2 separate regions of the Homo sapiens genome follow, and region 2 is linked to region 1. Evidence: read pairs that join two places in POLR2A ChIA-PET (ENCODE). Cell type or tissue: IMR-90. All regions are shown on one strand. Each heading gives the region's core, and the rest is flanking DNA. Links, peaks and the distances in the headings are about the cores only.

What was found. Peaks named below come from ENCODE experiments on the same cell type or tissue, not always from the same donor. Only the 100,000 strongest peaks of a DNase experiment are listed, where the experiment ranks them.
Region 2: POLR2A ChIA-PET joins it to region 1 with 10 read pairs; 2 of 35 experiments call an interaction of 5 or more read pairs at or near these places.

The regions. Positions count from the first base shown.
Region 1 is chr5:9,715,513-9,718,426 of GRCh38, reverse strand. All of the region lies in intron 5 of LINC02112 (long intergenic non-protein coding RNA 2112), which reads left to right. It also overlaps a transcript of TAS2R1 not described here. Among named protein-coding and RNA genes, the nearest start is that of TAS2R1, 87 kb to the right of the region's middle. In IMR-90, for the core only: no CTCF peak of the experiment used is centred there; DNase peaks (open chromatin) are centred at 1,406, 2,206 and 2,486; H3K4me3 peaks cover 424 bases; H3K27ac peaks cover 1,085 bases.
Region 2 is chr5:9,548,738-9,551,651 of GRCh38, reverse strand. It overlaps SNHG18 (small nucleolar RNA host gene 18), which reads right to left. Exons shown (of 3, transcript NR_045196.2): 2 at 2,503-2,662; 3 at 1,354-2,350. SNORD123 (small nucleolar RNA, C/D box 123) reads right to left here and starts at 2,825; the gene lies at 2,738-2,825. In IMR-90, for the core only: no CTCF peak of the experiment used is centred there; a DNase peak (open chromatin) is centred at 1,501.

The sequences.
Region 1 (2,914 bases), core at 139-2,638:
ATAGTTTTTCATGTGTTTGCCCATTTTTCTGTAGGACTTTTGGTTTTTGATCCTTGATTTTGCAAAGTGCCTTGTACATTAGTGACATTAATTCTTCTATTTGCAATGTATGTTGCAAATTTTTCTTCCATTTTGTCATTTAAAAATTTACTTATGGTGGCTGGGCGCAGTGGCTCACGCCTGTAATCCCAACACTTTGGGAGGCCAAGGTGGGCAGATCACAAGGTCAGGAGATCAAGACGATCCTGGCCAACACGGCGAAACACCGTCTCTACTAAAAATACAAAAAAAAAAAAAAAAATTGCTGGGCATGGTGGCGTGTGCCTGTGGTCCCAGCTACTCAGGAAGCTTAGGCAGGAGAATTGCTTGAACCCGGGAGGCAGAGGTTGCAGTGAGCCGAGATCAAGCCACTGCACTCCAGCGTGGCAACAGAGTGAGACTCCATCTAAAATAAAAAATAAAATAAAAAGAAATTTACTAATGGTGTAGTTATTCCATACAACCTTTTTTAAAATTTTAATTTATGCAAACAAACATATTAGTATTTTATTGCATTTAAATTTTAAGTCAGACCTAGCCTTTTACTATATACATAGGTTGTAGAAGAATTTATTTTTTTCTAGTATATGTCCTTTTATTTTTACATTTACATTTCTGATTCATTCAGAGTTCATTCTTATGTAGGGTTTGACGGATGGATCTACTTTTATGTTTTTCCAAATGGAAATTCTTTTTTTTCATCTTTTCCTTGACATTTTATTGTTTCTTTGATGTCAGTCTATTCATGTGCCAGTGCCACTCTGTTTTAATTGTGGGAAGTCTATATTATGTTTTAACATCTGGTAGCGGTATTATCCCTTTCTCACCCCCACCAAGTTATTCCTTTTTGATGTGTTCCTAGATATTCTTGTGTGTTGTTTTCTAATGTGTCTGTCTCCATTAAAAAGCTCCTTAGAATTTTTGTTGGTCTTGCACTACATTTATAAATTAGGGAGAACTGACATCTTGATAACACCGAGACCTCCAAATCAAGAGCAAGGGGTCTCTCCACTTATTCTAGTTTACTGTTGTGTTTCTGCAGGCTCCTTATTCCCCCTTCTTAAGTCCTTCTTTCCCGTCTCTGTCTCATCTCCAAGGAACATCAGATCTTTTCTTTAGATCTGATTATCCCCCACAAGTAGTATGTTCTGAGGCCACCCCTTCTGGCCCCACCCACTCTCCAGTGCCTTCCTATGCATCTCCAAGTCCTGACTGGTATTGGGTTGTTTTGCATTGTCTATTTCATTTCCTCTTTCTAGGGTGAGTTTGTGCTTCCTCGTGGCCCTCTGCTCCCTCTGTTTATTTTCTTAGCTCTTTTCTGCTTCCCTCTCTGCTCTCTGCATCCACAGGCTCTTAGCAGCTATGAGTAGGTGGTGAGAGTTCTGTTGGAATTTGTTACTTTCAGGCAATTTGAAGGTTGCAGTGTTCTCTGTTGTCTGGTCATGCTGAAGGCATGAGTCCTGTGTGGTTTTATCTGTCTTCCGTATCGATCGTATGGCTGGTTTGGTAGGCAGGCTGAGACTCAGAATTAGCTCACCCTCGTCTTCTAAACCCTGAGGACCATATTTTAACAAGCTTGACTTCTAGGTAAATCCAGAGCTGGATTTCAAGTCAAAAGTTGTCATTTTTTCCCCTTCAGAGAAAGACTTATGCATGATCATAGATTACAGTACAAAGAGAAGGTACAAATTCAGCTTATGAGGAATTCTGTACCCCTAGAGAAAAGGGCTTGTTTGGAGAAATTTTGAGAGCAGAAATGGGGGAACTCATTAGTCTAGGTTTGGGTGATTATGAGAAAAAGAGGTTTGGAAGTAACTGTAAGCATATATATATATATATATAATATATGTACTGTTTACAGACTTGGTAGAATCTGGATTGGCTGAAATCGATTGTTGTCTCTGGGTTTTGTCCCACTATATTGTTGTAGGACTTTCTCCTTAGTTAGCTAAAAGCAGGGTCCTTGTCACACAACCATGAAAAATTAGGCTCAGAGACACTTTGAAGGGTGAGAAAAGCAGGGTTTATTGGGTGAAAAGGGAAAAAAGGGAAACAGGGACTCTCAGCAAAACCAGAGTCCTGCTAGCTGGCTTCCTGCCTCACAGATTGAATCCCAGTTTCCCCACCCCAGAACAAGAGAGGCCAGGCTCCTCCCTGCTGCAAAATGGCACAGACTTCCCGAGGCTCCTCCCCAGCGCACATTCCTCCCAGTGACCAGGCTGGTTGAAGTTTCTCCAGGGACCTCTTTACACTTGCCTGTCTCAATACTAGAATAATTTGGGTACCTAAGTCACATTGTATTGAAGCCAATGTGATAGCCACAAAGAGATGGAGCAGAGGAGCTAGAGAGTCCTCTCTCCACCTTCCACGCCTTGGTAATTGGCAGTAAAAGAGTATGTGTCACTCCATTTGGAGGCTCCGAAATAACATAATCGTATGTAGCTGGTTTTTTGTGGCCTCTGAAGGCTGAAGTATATAAACAGGAAATGGCTTTACTTTTCTCCCACTTATATTTCAATCTTGCTCTGTTGGCTTTCCCTTCCCTGCTCACTGAAGGCATCTCAGGGAGATTCGTTCATAGCCTTCTTGATGCTCTGGCTCAGTTTGTAAGAGGAGATTCACTGTCAGGTATTAACAATCTAGGTAGAGGGAAAGCTTCAGTCTCCCATCCAGTTCAAAGCTCTTCTGTTCCCTGGCTTGGGGTCTCCTTCCTTCTCCTCACCTCTCTAGGGCAGGGGTTGGGGGAAAACAGACTGGAGGAAAGAGGACAAGTCTCCTGTACATGAGGCTGTTGAAACCCACCTGTCCTGTCCCCTATGCATGTGGCTGGTCCCCAAAGCTGGCACTCCCTTGGGAGCACCTTTGTGGTTGCCTA
Region 2 (2,914 bases), core at 270-2,769, 170 kb after region 1:
CAAGAGCCTAAACTGGTGCCTGGCATTTCATTTTTTGTTTGTTTGTTTTGGGACAGAGTCTCACTCTGTCACCCAGGCTGGAGTGCAGGTGCCTGATCTTGGCTCATTGCAACCTCCTCCTCCCCAGTTCAAGAGATTCTCCTGCCTCAGCCTCCCGAGTAGCTGGGACTACAGGTGCGTGTCACCATGCCAGGCTAATTTTTGTATTTTTAGTAGAGACAGGGTTTCACCATGTTGGTCAGGCTGGTCTCAAACCCCTGACCTCAGGTGATCTACTCACCTTGACCTCCCAAAGTGCTGGGATTACAGGCATGAGCCATCGCACCCGACCAGTGCCTGGTATTTCCACCATCACAATCAACTTCCAGGTGGGAATCCAGAAGTAGGAGAGAAGGACAGGAAAGACCATGCCCATTTAGTTGTCTGCCCCCTTTTACAAAGCCTATCTTAGAATCCTACTCCACTTATATCTTATTGGTTATGGCTGAGTTCTATGGCCTCACCTAGCTGCAAGGGAGTTTTTTTTTTTAAAGCCAAGTAGTTTCCAATTCAAATAAAATCAGGTCTGTGTTATTAACGGTAATGATGATGATGATGATGTATGTGTGAGGGGTGGGTGTGATGCTGCTGATTGGGGAATGATCACTGGAACTGGAGTCAGGAAGACGGTAAGAGGAGGTGTTGGTAGTTTGGGTGAGAGACACTGACACTGTGAATTATGGTAATGAGAATGGATTGGAAAGGAGGGCCTGAAACAACACTTGATGGAGGGCCCACTGGATGCTTGATGGCTCTTCTTTCTATGGATTTGCTCAGGAGACATTTTACTTTTGGGTTTAATTTCACTTAATCATCTTTTCATTAACTCAAGGTTATTTTGAGTTAATCTCTCTGGTAAATAATGAAGTAAACTAAGGCAGAGTAATCTGTGCTTCTAAATCTAAGCAGGATGAATATTATTTTTGAAAACATATTTCCAAAGGTACTTATTTTCCCCCAAAGCTCTATTTTCAAAGGCAGAGGAATAGAGAGGACATTGGTTAATAAGTATAAAACATATCTTTTTAAAAACAGTATAGCCATTCTTTGCTTATAGACATTCAAGATATATACAAGACTCAATGTCGGAAAATAACACCCTGGAAACCATCCAGAGGCTTCATCTCCATTACAAGCTATCTGTATTTTCTTCAGATATTCCAAAAATCTTTTAAACTTAGCATTTTTTTCTTCTCCCCAGACCACACTTATAAAAGATGACTTGGGCTTTTTTGACACAACAATTTTGTTTAAGCAAATTGAGTTGCTAGACAATATATCCAGAAATTTAACCAAGAGGACAAGGCAAAACACTTTCAGATTTCTAGAATCCTTTAATTGTCTGCACCCATAGCTGAAGTAAAATACAATATCTTATTAAAAGGCCCGTACTGAAAGAAGAATCAGTAAACTCTTCTTAAGAAGAGTCAGCTGCTCCTGCGAGTCAGCGCATCTTCTTAAATGCGTGCTCTGCTTCTGGTATCCTTGAGTCATTGCTTTAGCCAGGCTGCTTCCTTGAACTTGGCTGTGAGGTGGGGGAATGTGGTTCTCCCTTGAGAAATGGGTTCCAGAGAGCTCGAAGATGAGCAGAGTTTGCCTGGGTTAGGTGAGGTCCAGGTCATGCTGTGCCAACCTCTGGGAACATGTAGCAGTGGCAAAGTGCAACCCTCTGACCAGACATGGGCAGAGGCAGACTCTGACATTGGGTCTTGTATATATATGTGAGGCAGGCCCTGGTGGACTTGAGTGGAAGCTCAGACTGCAGAGTGGGGCACATGATGGGGTCCCAGGCTGTGCCTGGAGGAGCAGACTGACCTGGCCCTTCAGTTTAAGGGCCAGGAAACTGCACTTGCTATGCACATTTGTGCTCATTCTCATCTGTGCCTCAAGTATTTTCTGTCTAAGTTTCTGGGTGGCTCCTTTTTAGTAAAACTGGTCTGCTTAACTTTGCCAATAGAGTGGGCTGCCACACTAAAGAGGAATGCGTGTTTCTTGGGGTAAGAGAACCCTAAAGACGTTTTGGTGAAATCCAAGTGGAGGGGCTATTTCCCTAAAATCTCCCCACTTGTAGGTTCCTAATCCATCAAAAGAACCTGACAAAAGAAACCTGTCTGGGGGCAACACAGCATCACCTGTACCCATAATCATGTTTTCCCAATACTTTGAAGTAGGTGAGCAATAAAGCAGCCCTAGGCAATCTTAGTGAGACATCAAACTTCACGTCTTTGTACCAATGTTTAGCATTAGGAAAAAGACTGATGGGCCTGATCAGATGATCTTTCCATTTCTTCAGTTTTTAAATGTCATGGATCTAAAAGAATGGAAACAGGGGTAAAAAGAGAACACTTATGGAGGATGATTGTAATGCATCTCATTGGTAGGAAAATGCAGTTAAGATGTAAATGTCAAGAGGCCACGATTTCTGGATTGAGGTTTTTTTCTATAATTTTAATACAATCTTACCACATCTTAAAGACCACAGATACCCGGCTTTCCTTTGAAGGTCACTCATGGCCCACAGTCATGTCCTGATTTCTTCCAGGTGATGTTCTTTCCAGAAAGCCCCCCTCCCTGTTCCTCTGGTCTGAGATGGCAGCTTAGGGATGTGGCTGAAATTCAAGCACTAGGGAGGGAAGTAAAGACAAGACAAAATTGGTCAATTAGTGCAGAAACATAAATGATCTTTCATAGTTCCGAACAGAATTGAGGTGAATCAGGAAATGGATGGCATTTTTCAAGTCACATGAATCAGCGCCCCAGAATTCATCATTTTCACCAAGTGTTTTGTTGGTTTCTTCATTCTTTCACATTGTGTGCATGGCTCACCTAAAACAGTTTAGGGAAAGCTATATTTTACTTTGAAAAGATAACTAAA